Linked DNA regions of Homo sapiens: region 1 is linked to region 2. A link is a loop called in an ENCODE intact Hi-C map of the cell type or tissue named here. Cell type or tissue: PC-9. All regions are shown on one strand. Each heading gives the region's core, and the rest is flanking DNA. Links, peaks and the distances in the headings are about the cores only.

Region 1 (8,329 bases), core at 223-8,222, 670 kb after region 2:
AAAAAAAAAGAGACAAGGTCTTGCTCTGTGCCCAGGCTGGAGTACAGTAGTGTGATCATAGCTCACTACAGCTTCAACCTCCTTGCAGCCTCAAGCTCCTGGGCTCAAGCGATCCTCCCTCCCCAGCCTCCTGTGTAACTGGGCCTACAGACATATGCTACCATGCTTGGTTAATTATTAAGTTTTTTGTAGAAACAGGGTCTTGCTGTGTTGCTCAGGTTGGTCTTGAACTCCTGGGCTCAAGCGATCCTCTTGCCTTGGCATCCCAAAGTGCTGGGATTATAGGCATGAGCTACTGTGCCTGGCCATAACTGTATGTTTAACCTTTTGAGGGACTGCCAGACTGATTTTCTAAGTGGCTTCACCATATTGTGTTCCCACCAGCAGTGTTTGAGGGTTCCAATTTGTCCACATCCTTGCTAACACTTGCTATTATCTTTTTTATTATAGCCATCATAGTGGGTATGAATTGGTATCTCATTGTGGTTTTGATTTGCATTTTCCTAATGACTAATGTGTTAAACATCTTTTTATGTGCTTATTGGCTATTTGTGTGTCTTGGAGGAATGGACCCATCAGATTTTGATTTTTAAAATCTAAGATTTCAATTTATTATACAAAGAGCATACTAGTTCCATATGTGATCTTTCTTTGAACCTTGGGTCAAAACAGCATGATGTAAGCCTGTCCTTTTCACACATAATCCTTAGCAGAGTAGTTAACTAGACTGAGTAAACATTTAGTAAACTCAGATAGTTTGCATTCGTGACTGTAGATAAAGTCAGCAACTTTATTTGCTTGTCTAGTCTGTTTAGCATATCACTCTTATGATTTGATAAATGTAAAACGAGTATTCTCTCAGGTATTAAGTTAATTGAGTGTGTTTGTTCAAGACCATAGAATTGGTATAGCACAATTATAAGATATCCAAATGGCAAACTTATAAAAATAGGCTTTTTAAGTAGTCTTATGTCTCTTTTACTTCTCAAATCAGGTCATCTCGATGCACTCCTGAGGGGCTTGGTTCTGGGAAAACTAGGAAAAGCAGGACATAAGGCAACGTTAGAAGAAGCCCGTCGTCGGTTTAAGGACCACGTGGAAGGAAAACAGATTCTCTCCGCTGATCTGAGGAGTCCTGTAGGTTTTCATCATAAATTCCCTTGACTTATAGGTAACATCATTTTGTGAAGCATGGAACTTTTTTTTTTTTTTTTTTGAGACAGAGTCTTGCTCTGTCGCCCAGGCTGGAGTGCAGTGGCATGATCTCGGCTCACTGCAGCCTCTGTCCCCCGAGTTCCAGTGATTCTCCTGCCTCAGCCTCCTGGCTAGCTGATATTACAGGCGCCGCCACCACGCCCAGCTAATTTTTGTATTTTCAGTAGAGACGAGGTTTCGCCATGTTGGCCAGGCTCGTCTCGAACTCCTGACCTCAGGTAATCCACCTGCCTTGGCCTCCCAAAGCGCTGGGATTACAGGTGTGAGCTACCATGCCTGTAACTTTTTTTAAAAAGCCTGGAACATTTTTTAATAGCCAAAACTGACCTAAGAACTGACCCACAAACCACGTCTAACTCTATTTTAATATATACTATTTAAGTGGTTTATAGTCCTCTTCTTATTTGTTTAAAGTTTCTCAGTCAGTGTTGCAGTGCTGAAAGGTGATTAGCTGTGCACATTCCCCTGAAAGCTGCTGTGCTCTGCTGGTACAACATGCCATTTACCTTTGTGGTTGCTCACAGGCACTGCTAGCTCCTTAACTACAGTTTGTAATATTCACATTTATAATATTTACTTTTTTTTTTTTTTTTTTTTTTTTCTGAGACGGAGTCTCACTCTGTTACCCAGGCTGGAGTGCAGTGGTGTGATCTCGGCTCACTGTAGCCTTCACCTCCTGGGTTCAAGCAGTTCTCCGTGCCTCAGCCTCCTGAGTAGCTGGGATTACAGGCACCTGCTACCACGCCCAGCTAATTTTTGTATTTTTAGTAGAGACAGGGTTTCACCATGTTGACCAGGCTGGCCTGGAACTGCTGACCTCAGGTGATCCGCCTGCCTCGGCCTCCCAAAGTGCAGGGATTACAGGCGTGAGTCACCGCAGCCGGCCAACATTTACAATATTGTTTACTTGCTTTCTGTCTTTTCTTAGTATTAGAATACTTGAAACAAGGTACATTTAATCAAATGACTTATTTTTTGTCCCTTGTAGGTCTATCTGACTGTTTTGAAGCATGGTGATGGCACTACTTTAGATATTATGTTAAAAGTAAGTATATTTGAGAAGGCTCCCATTTCCTGCTTTTGAACTTGGATAGACACACAGTAAACCTCTAAATGGTTAAAAAAAAAGACAGTCCTAGAAAAGAAAGATGCATATTGTAGACATGCAAGTATTTTAAAACTGTGAGAGAATTATGTCTATCCATATATGTTATATCAGTATTATCAGTATGATGCCAAAGACATCTTACTTTTCCCCGCCTTTTTTACTCACTTTTTGCATCTGAAATCTTATTATTATTTTTTTTTTTTTTGAGACAAGGTCTCACTCTGTCACCCAGGCTAAAGTGACATAATCATGGATCACTGCAGCATCAACCTCCCAGGCTCAAGTGATCCTCCTGCGTCAGCCTTCCAAGTAGCTGGAATTATAGGAGTGTGATAACCGCATCCAGCTAATTTTTGTGTTTTTTGTAGAGAGAAGGTTTCACCATGCCCAGGCTGGTCTCAAATTCCTGGGGTCAAGTGATACACCCACCTCAGCCTCCCAAAGTGCTGGGATTACAGGCATGAGCTACTGTGCCCAGCTGAAATTTTAACACTGAAATAAATGTTCGTTTTGATTAACAAGTCACTTTCTTTAAATTTTATCTTCAGTGTAAACTTACTTGGGGTTCTGCCCATTTTAAGCAAAACGTTTGTTTCTGTGCTTAGGTTCTGTGCTTAGGTTTGTTTTTGTGCTTAGAAAAGGGATAGACAGATGATGATCAAGTGTCTCAAGCATTTGAGCTATGGCAGGGTCCTTTATTAATAGACAGGAAATTAATTCACCTGCCTTCATAGCCTCTCTAGTTTTCCCAGAGTAATTGGCATATAATTAAGCTCTGACTTAGACAAAATATAGATAAAACTTTCCATGTCCTCATAATGGCAGCAGTGTTTGCAACTTTGAATCAATAGTAGTACTGTGAAGCAAATGCTATCTCCAGTCCCTATTCATACAGTTCCGGTCTATAAAGAAATGGCTTGAGTGCACTGGCTACATTAGAGGTGGAGGTAGCCGAATCTACTTTTTAATCATTAAATAAAATGTGCAAAATGTGCCTAAAAACCCATTTGTTAAAAGATCCACGCTTAGGACAGGAGTGGAATGTGCTTTACTGTCTCTACCTTTCATGGATTAACAACACTCTTCTGACTTACAGGGAGTTCATGATAATCAGCTTCACTGTAGAAATAGCTCTAATGATCATAATTGCAGATCTAAATTCTGATATTTTGGTTTTAAACAAATCCTCTGAAAAATGATTAGGATGTCTGAAAATAAAAACTTTAAGAAACTGTACCTCAAAATGTACTGCTTTACCCATGTTGTAATAGGTTTACTTTCTTTCTTTTTTTTTTTTTTTTTTTTTTTGAGACGGAGTCTCACTCTGTCACCAGGCTGGAGTGTAGTGGCACGATCTTGGCTCACTGCAACCTCTGCCTCCCGGGTTCACGTGATTCTCCTGCCTCAGCCTCCCAAGTAGCTGGGACTACAGGCACCCGCCACCACACCCAGCTAATTTTTGTATTTTCAGTAGAGACGGGGTTTTACCATATTGGCCAGGCAGGCCTCGAACTCCTGACCTTGTGATCCACCCGACTCGGCCTCCCAAAGTGCTGGGATTATAGGCATGAGCCACCATGTCTGGCCTGCTTTCTAAGAATATAAAAGTTATATTTGGGAGAGCTGGGCACGGTGGCATGCACCTATATTTCCAGCTTCTCAGGAGGCTGAGGCAGGAGGAGCGCTTGAGCCCAGGAGTTCAAGGCTGCAGGGAGCTATGATTGTGCCACTGCACTCCAGCCTGCGTGACAGAGCAAGACCCTATCTTAAAAAAGACCCTAAAAAAAGTTAAATTTGGGTTTACTTTCCACCTGAACATTAAGGTCCCTTCTCAGTCTTAATATTCTGTGAACCTGTATACTATAAATGATATGTATGAAATGGGATATTTGATTTTTTTCCATCTATTCCATGATGATATGGAAAAAAATAGGGGTTCTGTAAATTTCATGGCAGATACATTGATATTTTCATGTCATGGCACTTTTAAGATTTTCCACAAGTATGTGTATTTATTCAGAGTTTGCATTTATTTAACACAAGAGAGTTCACGATAATCAGCTTCACTATGGAAATAGCTCTAATGAAGGCCGAATCATGGTTCTTCAAGAAGCCACTTGGTAAGAGATGAGGAGGGTTGTCTTATGATGGTAATTTAGGAATAATGTGGCAGAGTTAAAAAACATTAATTCATAGTATATTTGAAATGTGGTGTTAGAGTGCCATCTAGTGGACTAGAATAACAGTTCTCTATGGAGGAAAACGCTTCCTGAAAGCCAGAGGTTCAGACCTTGAATATTGGAGCTGAAAAGGGCCTTAGAAATTATCTGTCCACCCATCTCATTTTACACATGGGGAAACTGAGACCCAGAGGGATGAAGGACTTAGTCAAGATCACACAGCTAGTTAGAGGCAAAACTGGGACTAGAACCCAGATCTCCCAAGGTCCTGTCTATTTTACTGCACTGCTGCTTAGAGTCCAAAGGGGCCAGGCGTGGTGGTTCATGCCTGTAATCCCAGCACTTTGGATGGGAGGATCACTTGAGGCCAGGAGTTCAAGACCAGCCTGGGCAACATGGAGAAACTCCGGCTCTACTAAAAATAGAAAAATTAGGCCAGGCGCGGTGGCTCACGCCTGCAATCCCAGCACTTTGGGAGGCCGAGGCGGGTGTGGATCACAAGGTCAGGAGTTCAAGACCAGCCTGGCCCAAATGGTGAAACCCTGTCTCTACTAAATATACAAAAATTCGCCGGGTGTGGTGGCGGGCGCCTGTAGTCCCAGCTACTCAGGAGGCTGAGGCAGGAGCATTGCTTGAACCTGGGAGGTGGAGGTTGTGGTGAGCCGATATTGTGCCATTGCACTCCAGCCTGGGTGACAGAGTAAGACTCCGTCTCAAAAAAAAAAAAAGAAAAGAAAAATTAGCTAGGCGTGGTTGTAGTGAGCTGAGGTAACACCATTGCACTCCAGCATGGGCAACAGAGCGAGACTCCATCTCAAAAAAAAAAAAAAAAGAGACCAGCCTGGTCAACACAGCGAGACCCCATCTCTACTTCTTATAAATTAAAATTGTTTATTGAAAAAAAAAAAAGTGTCGAAAGGAAGAGGAAACTGAGAGCTTTGATGAGGTCTCCAGACACTCTGGTCAGTGTTAAATCTTAAGGGGTAGAAAAGATCAAAAGAGTCTAAATTGTCTTGGAGACATAGCTCTTATACATTTATAGTTCTAATTTTTAAGAATTACAACATTTTGTTTCTATGAAAAGATTTTATATACATATATACTATGGAAGATTTAGAGACTAGAAAAGTATAAAGAGGAAAATAAAACTTACCTATAGTTTAGAAAGCAGGTAGCAAAAACAGCATGTATAACATGCTCTCTTTCCAGATTTGTTAATGTACATATAGTAGTAATTTTATTTTTTTCTTTATGCTTCTCTGTCTTTCAGATATTCTGCATTCAGTATGTGCTGCTTTTGCAGTTAAAAAGTGTGAAGATGCATAATCCCACTGATCAGAAACCATCATTAATTAATACTACCATTTTGATGTATTTCCAGGGGTTCTCCCCCACCCCCTTTTTTTGGAAACACAGTCTTGCTCTGTTGTCCAGACTGGAGTGCAGTGGTACGATATGGGCTCACTGCAACCTCCACCTCAGCCTTCCAAAGTGCTAGGATTACAGGCGTGAACCACTGTGCCCAGCCATATATATATATATATTTTTTAGGATAATTCTGCTTTGTCTGCTTTCTTCACTTAAATATAAGAACATGTTTATGATATATTCTTAAAATATAACTTTCAATAATGCATTTTTATAAGTACAGTATTCATTTTCAATTTTTCACTATTATAAATTAATTTGATGATCTGGTATAAGAACACTAATGATTAGTTTGTTCTTCTAAAACAGAACATTAGCCAGATATCAATGATGTAAAGAATTTGGCTATGATAGATTTTACCTCTTAGATCTTGATGTTAAACTGGTCTGAACTAATGACAGGCTGTTCATCTGGTAGCATTTACATCTAGTGATTTACTTACTGTAACAGCAGATGACAAATTTAGTGCCAAAGCATCATTTTTTTTTTCTTTTATTTTTGAGACAGAGTCTCGCTCTCTTGCCCAAACTGGAGTGCAGTGGCACGATCTCAGCTCACTGCAACCTCCCAGGTTCAAGCGATTCTCCCGCCTCGGCCTCCCAAGTAGCTGGGATTACAGGTGGGCACCACCACGCCCGGCTAATTTTTTTTTTTTGTATTTTTAGTAGAAACAGGGTTTCACCATGTTGGCCAGGCTGATCTCGAACTCTTGACCTCAGGTGATCCACCCGCCTCGGCCTCCCAAAGTGCTGGGATTACAGGTGTGAACCACCGCACCTGGCCCAAAGCATCTTGAAAAGTATTCTCTTTCTTTAATATAATGCCCTGCCATTCTTACCTAGTGAGAATATAGAACCTAAGTTTTACCTTACTGGGGAAGAAGCTCATATAATCATATGCAGAACATCCAAGGGAGAGTTAACTATTCCTATCTTTATCTTTTTTCCTGTAGCTTCATAAACAAGCAGATATGCAAGAAGAGAAAAACCGAATCGAAAGAGTCCTTGGCGCTACTCTTTTGCCTGACCTGATTCAAAAAGTCCTCACGTTTGCACTTTCAGTAAGTTACGGTGAAAACTGCATTTAGAAGTGAATCGTTACCCATCTCTGAGAAGTGTCTCTGATTCAGCTCTGATCCTCTTGAGCTGCCTTAACCCTAACTAAAGCTTCCTTTTCCAGAGTAACTGGCTTGAGTTTTTGTTACTGACTTCTGTTTTTCTCCCACTAGTGGCGAGAATCAGAATAGTTGGGAGAGTAAACAAATTGTCTCTCCAGAATGGAAACTATGAGGACAGGGACTCTTGAAAACTGGGAAACTGGCTTATGCCTTTGCTTACTTTGTGTCTCTTCCTTTCTTAAACCTATAGGCTCCTAAGCAAGTATCTGTTGAGCAGTCTGTCTGTCTGAACCTGTCTCAGTACCTCATTCTCATTTTGGTTATCTTTAGCTTAAACATTATCTTCTTTGCTGAGAACTTCTGGTTCCAGTTATTCCTAAAACAAGGAATAAGTGTCTTCAGTGTGATTACTTCAGTGTCACAGTATGGTGCACTTTCTGGTACCAGAATATGTTTTTGATACACTAGACTTTTAGCTCTCTTTCTTTTTTTAGGAAGAGGTACGTCCACAGGACACTGTATCGGTAATTGGTGGAGTAGCTGGAGGCAGCAAGCATGGTAGGAAAGCTGCTTGGAAATTCATAAAGGACAACTGGGAAGAACTTTATAACCGATACCAGGGAGGATTCTTAATATCCAGACTAATAAAGGTATGTGAAAAACTTTGAGTAGCTTGCTAATCATGGATATTATTTAGTGACATCCATGATTCACTACACCCATACATTGTGGTCTTTGCTCTTTAAATGTTTCCTGTGGCCAGGTGCAGTGGCTCACGCCTGTAATACCAGCACTTTGGGACGCCGAGGTGGGCAGATCACCTGAGGTCGGGAGTTCGAGACTATCCTGGCCAACATGGTGAAATCCTGTCCCTACTAAAAATACAAAAATTAGCTGAGCGTGGTGGTGTGTGCCTGTAATCCCAGCTACTTGGGAGGCTGAGGCAGGAGAATCGCTTGAACCTGGGAGGCAGAGGTTGTGGTGAGCCGAGATGAGGTCATTGCACTCCAGCCTGGGCAACAAGTGTGAAACTCCGTCTCAAAAAAAAAAAAGTTTCCTTAAATAGTTACTGGCTTTATTTAAGGACTTCTCCATCTCCCATCACACATCCTTTATAACAGACTGAAGTTGGCAGAGAACAGAATGATTTATTTTTAGGGTAAATGGAAGTTTGTTCTCAGCCTCTTGGTTTCACTTACTGTTTAAAACCATTGTTTTGCAGCTATCAGTTGAGGGATTTGCAGTTGATAAAATGGCTGGAGAGGTTAAGGTAAGGAAAA
Region 2 (8,329 bases), core at 131-8,130:
TTCTGCCACCCAGGCTGGAGTGCAGTGGTGTGATCTTGGCTTACTGCAGCCTCGAACTCCTGGGCTCAAGTGGTTCTGTCACCTTAGCCTCGCAAGTAGCTAGAACCACAGGTGCACACCACCACACCTGGCTAATTTTTTTTTGTAGAGAAGGGGTCTTCACTACGTGCCCAGGCTGATCTCGAAATCCTGGCCTCAAGTAATCCTCCCACCCACCCCTCCCAGAGTGCTGGGATTACAGGGATGAGTCCCTGCGCCTGGCCTGTTTGCAGTTTTTAGATATTCTCCTGTGTTTTTTTCTAGAAGCTTTAATTGTGGCTTTAGCTTTTATGTTTAATTCTATGAACCATCTCAAATTAATTTTTATGTATAATGTGAATTGAGGTTCAATTTTTACACACATATCTGTAAGAGAGATACATATATATAAAATACATACCTGTGATATTATATAGTCAGTCGTTCCAGCACCATTTGTGGAAAAGACTTTTCTTTCCACTTAGCGTTGCTCTGGTACCTTGATCAAAAATCAGTCGACGACATGAGAGTGGCTCTATTTCTGGCTGATATTGCTTTCTGTGTATTCTGGGCATGACCAAGAGAATGTCTGTTGGCAAAGCTCCATCTCCTGATGCCATTCACCCACTCTTGGTAAAGCGACTTGATGTTTGTTTTTTTTTCTGTTCTCTTCTGCCCCAGGGGACTCAGAAGAAGATCCTTGACATTGCCAACATGCTGGGCTTGTCCAACACAGTGATGCGGCTCATCGAGAAGCGGGCTTTCCAGGACAAGTACTTTATGATAGGTGGGATGCTGCTGACCTGTGTGGTCATGTTCCTCGTGGTGCAGTACCTGACATGAGCCAGCCACGCTCAGTGGCTGAACAGCATTCCCACAGCCTGCAAGTGTGTGTGTGTGTGAAAGAGAGAGGGGGGCCCAGAGGCCGCCTTTTGAAATGTTTGCCTGTCTGAACTGTGAAGACACTTGGGAGTGATTGTGGTCTAATTTCCAACCTGCTCTGTTTTCTGTGACATCTTGGAGGGGGAGCTAGTGCCACCACCATGCGCGGTGCTTAGGAAATGAAAGAAGTCCCGGGTCTGTCTCTCTCACTCTCGCTCTCACTGGGGGAGGGAAAGAATGGCTTTGGTGGCTTTGTTCACATAGCTGATGCGTGCCCTGGGAAGGTGTCCACAGTGAGCCCTGTGTGCAGGACTGTCCACACGGTTCACACCTTGTCACCATCAGGCCTTTCTGGCTCCTGATAGGGTGGAGCAAAAGTGGAAAGGAAAGGAAAGAGGCCTTTTCTCACAGCCATTATATTAAATAGTAGGTCGATTCACATCCTCGTGCTCCTGGCCACCCTCCCCTGTGCCTCAGTGACATGTAGATGACTGACTGCCAATACTTGTCACCATTCCCTGGAAGCAGCTACCTAGGGGAAACAAGATGTAGTGCTATTGCCGATAACAAGTAAGATTTTCCACACTACAGCTGGGTGTTTCTCTTTTCTAAAGTGAGGCCAGTGTTATTTCCCGGGAGTGTTCAGTCTTGACCCTAGTCACTGATTTTTTCTAGTTGTTAATAGAGTGGTTGGCTTTTAAGGTTCAGAGACTGTGGCTTGGCACCTGCGCCCAGGCTTTGTGGGCCTTTGCCCCTTAGAAAGTAGCTGTAGGCAAAGATTTGTGATTTTCCAATTACAGTCTCAGCTCTAGTTTTAGTATCTCTAATTCTTTGGTTCCCTTCTCTTCCCTGAAATATATTAGCACCTGCCAGCCAGGCCCTCATTTTGCCCAGCCAGTGTGGGCAGATCCCACCGTGGAGACATCTGTAGTGTGTATGTCCTTGTAACACTCTGTTTTCAGGGACTACAACCTTTTTCCTTCTGTGACCAGCCCCGGATTCAGGCTGTACTAATACCAGGTATATTGTGGAATTTAGTATAAAGGCCAATCTGTCCTGAAGTCCATCTAATGTGGTGAATCACTGAAAGTCTCAGAAAGACCTGGTTAGTGTATGTTCTCATTTACCACAGGCCTACCAGCCCTGGGCACAGCAGCTTCATGGCAAGACATAAAATGACACTCAAAATCCTTCAGATCTGGAAACCGGCTCAGTATTAACCCTACCTTTGGTTGTCCTGCCCTACCTGCTCTGTTAGTTTCTTGTTGCTTGAACTGTCTTCTGTCTTATTTCCCTTCCTTTCTGTGTTCCTCTTCACCTCTCTTGTTCCCCTCCCCGCTGCTCTGTAGTCATGTTGGTCCTTTCAGGCACCTCTGTGGCATAGCTCCCCTTTGGTAAGTTTTCTTAATTGTCATAGATTAACTGAGTTTCCTGGATGCTAATTTCACACTTTCGGTTGGAGGAGATCTCCATTGTTCCTACCCCTCCGGGCCAAATGGGCCCCAGGTTTCCAAGGAAGGAGCAATCTGTGACTCCTAAAATGGGTTGGGGCCCTGCCAGAGTTAAAGCAGTGACTGGAGGGTGGACTGGGGGGTTGCAGCATCTTTAGACCTAGATCTGTCTAACTCTGGGGAGGCACATTGACATTTCCATTACACACAGCACTGCTGCGGTGCCAGGGACCTAGCGCAGGACTTTTGGTAATCCATAAAATGGATTCTGAGACTGCGACGGCAAGGCTGTCCTGTCCCCCAGGCACCCAAGGATCCTGCCAGACAGCACACTTTGGAGGAAGGTCTGCAGGGAGCAGCTGAGCCATTTGTTCTTGAACTCTGGGAGGCAGAAGTCCCCGCACCCATCATGCGTGGACTGATAGGACATCTTTTCGTGGTGTGCACCAGTGCTTTCCACACTTGACAGTGGTTGGCTTTGATGAACCCTCATGCTGCACCTTCAGAGCCAGTCCTCTAGTTTGGAATAAAAATTGCAGAGGTGGTTTTTGGGTCTTTACCACCTGCGGCTGGTGGACAGCAGCCAGTGTGTCTGGACACCCAGGGGCATTGAGACTGCATGTTGTCACATGACCACTTCTCTTCACACATCTGCTTTCAGTGCCTGGTGAAAAATAGACCTTGGCCTAACAGTGTGACTCTCTCCACCGCCTCAGTGTAGGGAAGGGTCCAGGCCAGGGAAGGAGCACCCTCTAGTGGAGGCGGGGGTGAATTCTTAGGTCGAGCTGATGCAAGAAACTCCGGTAGCCAGCCTCTGTGACCTTGTACATGAGTTTGGTGTGCCTATTGTGATTTAAAACAGGTGGGTTATCAAGAGGAACTTGAGATCTCTTTATTACATGGACATTTACTTCAGGGGGACCACTGTAAGAAAAGCCAAACTCCAAGACCAAGTAAGTTAGAGGAGTCTTGATTTTTTAGACTTCACTGCGGAGTTCTGTACACCCTTTGCCCTGATGAATTTGAATGGGTTTGATTTGCAAATTTGGATTTACACCCATTGTTTTGGAAGCACATCAGCTGAATAAAGTTGAGGTTTATTTTATTTAGAAAATCACATTTTGTAAAAGAATTCGATATTCATTTTTATAACTAATGGCCCCCTTTTTTTATGTTTCTAGGCCAGAGATTCTCAAACACTGCTCCATGGCCAGGGGCTGGGCTGGCTGCTTCAGAAGCAGTGGGGAAGCTTTTTAAAATTACATATTCCTGGGGCCTACCCCAGATCTGAATTAGAACCTTTTTTAAATCTCTAAGGTGATTTTATTTTATTTTTTATTTTTGAGACAGTCTCGCTCTGTCACCCAGGCTGGAGTGCAGTGGCGCAATCTTGGCTCACTGCATCCTCTGCCTCCTGGGTTCAGGTGATCCTCATACCTCAGCCTCCTGAGTAGCTGGAACTACAAGTGTGTGCCACCATGTCTGGCTAATTTTTTTTTTTTTTTTGTATTTTTTAGTAGAGACAGGGTTTTACTATGTTGACCAGATTGGTCTTAAACTCCTGGCCTCAAGTGATCTGCCTGCTTCGGCCTCCCAAAGTTCTAGGGTTACAGGTGTTAGCCACTGTACCTGGCCTCTAAGGTGATTCTGATGTGTGTATTTTGGAACCACTGTCTCCTAGACAGAAAGCTTCTGTCTCAAAGATGATCACATTGGTGTAAAGAGCAAAACTTGTTAAGTCCAAAATAAATTCTTACTGTTTATATCCTACCTTAGTCCAAAAAAGATTTGAGGAGACTTTGAGGAAATAACTGAAACAGATACAAAGAAGTGAGGCACAAGAACAAATCAAGTCAGTGTAGAATGTCGACATCAGGACAAGGAACTCAAACGTTGTAACACCCTAAGAAATGTTTGGGGAACCCTAATTTGACTTTCAGCTCCAGTAGCCAAAGCAAAGAAAGAAACGTCATCTGTTACTGTCTCAACCGGGGGGTGACATTTTCTCAAGGGAAAGCCTAGGCCCTTCATAAACAGCTTGCCTGTAGGCCTCACGGAGGTCAGACAGGGATTTTCCTGGCTCCATCCCTGCCAATCTGAAACCCTCTCACTTATGTTCTCCATCATTTATCCTCATTATGCAGACAAGGGGCTGAGCTGTGGTGACTGTGAAGGCCTCACAGGAGTCCGAGAGGAGCTGGCCCCTCATCCAGCTTGGAACCATGGGCCCACTTAATCTCCCACACTTCTCGTGGGGTGCTCTGCTGGGGTCTGGGGGGATTGAGAGGTGTGCAGGGGACTGAGATGGTGCAGCCTGCTGGCATGGACTATAGAGCTATAAGGTGTTTGCTGCAGACCCTTCAGATAGTATAGGGCAAGTTCCCTGTTGGGAAATAATTTCCTAACTGGAAGGGGAGGGAATCTGAAGTGAAAGCTGTCCTCAGGCCTTGCCCCTAGGGGGCGGCATAGCCCTATCTGTGGCTAGTGGGCCCTGAACACACTGCCTTAGGCCTGCTGTACTTAGAAGCTGAGAAAGGAAAGTGTCATTCCTTCCCCATTTTCTGTGTCCTTTTCATTTCATATGGAAGGCACATGGGAGAGGAGTGTTCAGGGGTGCTGGGCCCCCAAGTGCTGTTGGTAAGTTCCCCACCATGGAGCCTCTGTGAGCCATCCCTCCCCGCCTCATCCCCATGTCCCTCTAGTACAGGGTTCCCAACCTTGGCTCTGCATTGGAATTCCCTCGGGAGCTTTAAAAACCCATGTGTGGGTCTTCCATTCACCCTCTTATTAATTGGCCTGGAGTGCAGCCGGGGCATTGGGAGTTGCCCAAGGCGATTGTAATGCCCAGGGGTAGGGAGCCGATGGCTCTAATACAAGAACATCAACCCAAGGCTAGCCCGTCCCCCATGCACTTCCCCTGGCCGCACCGTGGGAACCACTTGCAGAGACCAACTAGGGGCAGGGATGGAAGCCTGATTCTCCCTCTGGATCAGAAGGAGCCAGATCCCTTGTGGCCATTGGGTGCCCCTCATTAACTGACACCTCTCTGCTGAGTAAAGCACCTTGATGTGACAGGCCAGCTCTTCGCTGCCCCTGCAGTGCAGCCCCCAGCCCTCCCCACCACCCCTGCCTGGTGTTCCGTCCTCCCTGGACTGCTTGGTCTTCTCAGAACATGCCACACACTCAGTACAGCTGCACCTTTGCACAAGATGTTTCCTCTCAGATGTGCCACAAACACCCCCACAATCCCATGAAACCTCCAAGAAGCCTGCCCCTCCCCTCCAAACAACCTCATACTGCACGCTTCCTGCGGAATGGGAGTTGCTCCTCACCGCAGGGGCCTTTGTGCATCCCGGGCACGTAGTAGGCGCAGGCGCCATCGGGTAAGCGGCTGCAGGAGAGCACTTGAGCCCATCCCCCATGCAGGGCCAGCAAAGCTGTTGCAGCCAGGCCAGGAGGAAGCCAGAAGGTTCAAGGCCACTGATGCTACGAGCCATGTGCTCACAGGGCCTCAACAACAGCAATGACTGCAGTAAAAGAGGAGAGGCATGGGGCCCCGTGAGGGAAACTGTCACTCAGGACTGGGGAGAGAGAAGTAGAGTGACCAACTTGTCTGGGTTTTAAAGCTGAAAGTCCTGAATCCTGGCGATCCCTCGGTCTGATGGTCACCCTAGATAAGCTAAAGGCTAGGACAGGCGTGACTAATGCAGGGTATCTAGGAAGAGGGGGCTCTCGGAGGCTGACTCCTGGCTTAGCAATTCCATTAGTGTGGTTCCACTGGCCCTTCCTTCCAGGCATCTGTGACATGGTGGCTCCTGGAGAGCTGGCAGAGGCTGGGCCAGGCCCAGGAGGGAAGTATTCCAACCTCCTCAGAAGACAGTGGCTGACAGTACAAGAGGGGACATTCATCTTTATTCCGTCTTCCAGAGCCCTGGCATGTGTCCAGTGCCAGTGTTAGCTGTTTCAGGGCAGAGGGAAGGAGTTGGAGACAAGCAGCCCTCCGCAGTTTGCACTGGTTACAGCGGCCGGAGGCTGTGGTAAGAGCGCTGAGCCCAGGATGCAGAGCCTGGCTTCAAGTCCCAGCCCTGCTGGCAGCAACCACGGGCCACACACCTCTCAGCCTCAGCTTTCTAAGAATGGGGGTAACACCTGTCCCACGTCCCTTTCTGGGGTGGACATGAGGCCCGAGTCACGTAGTGCTTTTGGCAGATTCCAGAGGTCTGAGGCAGTGACCCTCAGCCTGGGCTGCTTCCTGGAGTCCCCCAGAGAGTTTGGAAGTCCCGATTCTGGGCCTCGCTCCCCAGAGATGCCGAGCTACCTGGTCTACAGTGGGGCCTGGGCTTCAGAATTTTTAATTTTCTTTTTTTTTTTTTTCCTCTCATTCTGTTGCCCAGGCTGGGGTGCAATGGTGCAATCTCGGCTCACTGCAGCCTCTGCCTCCTGGGTTCAAGCGATTCTCCTGTTTCAGCCTCCGGAGTGGCTAGGATTACAGGCACCCACTACCACGCCCGGCTAATTTTTGTATTTTTAGTAGAAACGGGGTTTCTCCATGTTGGGCAGGCTGGTCTCGAACTCCTGACTTCAGGTGATCCACCCACCTCGGCCTCCCAAAGTGCTGGGATTACTGGCATAAGCCACCGCAGCCGGCCTTAATTTTTAACTTTCTAAGGAGTCTCCTGTGAGGTCGAGATTGAGAACCACGGCTGTCAGTGCATCCCAGGTGCAATGGAGTATCATTCCTGTTCAGCTGGAAAGACAGGATCTACTCGTGAAACAACCGAGGTTGAGAGGTGATAGTTTAGTGCGGCCATTGTGGTGGGGGCATTAACCAGGAAGAGCTTTCTGTGAGAGGGCGAGGTGATGGGTGTGTGAAGGACAGGAGATGATGTGGGAGCAGTCGAGGGGCAGGAGTGGCCTGGGGGAGGGAGGAAGCTCTAACCAGCCCTGGCTGCTGTGGGCTCTGAGGCCTGATGTGCTGTCTTCTGCACGACATCCTCCACGCACTGTCCTCCGTGTTCCAGCTGGGAAACTTGCTGCTCAGAGGCCTGAGTTCATGCTGCTGAGATGCTACTGAGAGCTGGAGAAGCTGTCAGGCTGGTGTGGGTGTGGACAAGCCCTACTGTCCTAGGAAGACCTGCCCATGATCTTTTGAGGTGCAACGTAGTGTGATGGGGGTGGTGGGATAGTGTTTGAGATGGGGTTGGCAGACATGGCGTAGAATCCTGACTTTGCTGTTTATTAGCAGCCTAACCTTGGGCTTAATCACTCCAGCCTCAGTTTCCTGTCTGTATTCAGCTCAAAACAGAATTGCATCTTTGCTGGGTGGTAACTCATCAGAGAGGAACAGGCGTGGGCTATGCAGAAGGGAAGCAGTTCTCCCTTCTTTCCAGCCCGAGCAACAGGATCCACATTCTTTCAACCAAGACCACTTGGCCCTGCTCACCTCCTGGCAACTTCTGGCCTCCTCTAAGAGTTTCTTGTGCCCCAGGCATGTGCAGGGACTGAGGCAGAAGCTCAGGGAGTGGGGACCTCTATAGGAGGGGAGAATAATCACTGCTGCCCCCAGGACCTCACCAGGTGGTTGTGAATGTCAAAAGGTAAAACCCTGGAGATAAACCCCTGATCGCTGCCGGGTGCTGTCCAAATTATTGTTGCTATGTGCATGGAGTGGGTATAAATTCCGTGTCCATGGTGATTTCTTCCAGGAAACCATTTCTTTTTTCCCCCTGTGGCAAAGGGCAGCCTCTCTTACCTCAATCCAGGGGCCCTGGGAGACCCTTGGAAGGCGGGGCCTCCAGGGCTGAATTCCAGAACAGCAGCTGTGGCCACCTCCTTAGGCCACCTGGGAATCAATTCTCTGTCGTCACTCACTTGGAGGAAACCACATTTAAATTAAAAATGTAGGCTGGGCGCGGTGTCTCATGCCTGTAATCCCAGCACTTTGGGAGGCCGAGGTGGGCAGATCTCCTGAGGTCAGG

The links. Peaks named below come from ENCODE experiments on the same cell type or tissue, not always from the same donor. Only the 100,000 strongest peaks of a DNase experiment are listed, where the experiment ranks them.
Region 1: it touches region 2 in a loop (6-fold over the local background); 7 of 110 quality-filtered maps call a loop at or near these places.

The regions. Positions count from the first base shown.
Region 1 is chr17:47,611,466-47,619,794 of GRCh38, forward strand. It overlaps NPEPPS (aminopeptidase puromycin sensitive), which reads left to right. Exons shown (of 23, transcript NM_006310.4): 18 at 995-1,137; 19 at 2,204-2,260; 20 at 6,885-6,992; 21 at 7,544-7,699; 22 at 8,272-8,319. Among named protein-coding and RNA genes, the nearest start is that of KPNB1-DT, 34 kb to the right of the region's middle. RefSeq lists an enhancer at 4,516-5,017. In PC-9, for the core only: CTCF peaks have their summits at 4,540 (motif pointing left), 4,742, 7,142 and 7,343; DNase peaks (open chromatin) are centred at 506 and 4,556; H3K27ac peaks cover 3,670 bases.
Region 2 is chr17:46,937,900-46,946,228 of GRCh38, forward strand. GOSR2 (golgi SNAP receptor complex member 2) reads left to right here. Exons shown (of 6, transcript NM_004287.5): 6 at 700-4,121. The coding sequence ends at 861. It also overlaps a transcript of LRRC37A2 not described here. Among named protein-coding and RNA genes, the nearest start is that of GOSR2, 19 kb to the left of the region's middle. RefSeq lists an enhancer at 4,957-5,893. In PC-9, for the core only: CTCF peaks have their summits at 3,099 (motif pointing left), 3,307, 4,782 (motif pointing right) and 4,989; DNase peaks (open chromatin) are centred at 3,093, 4,812, 6,092 and 7,112.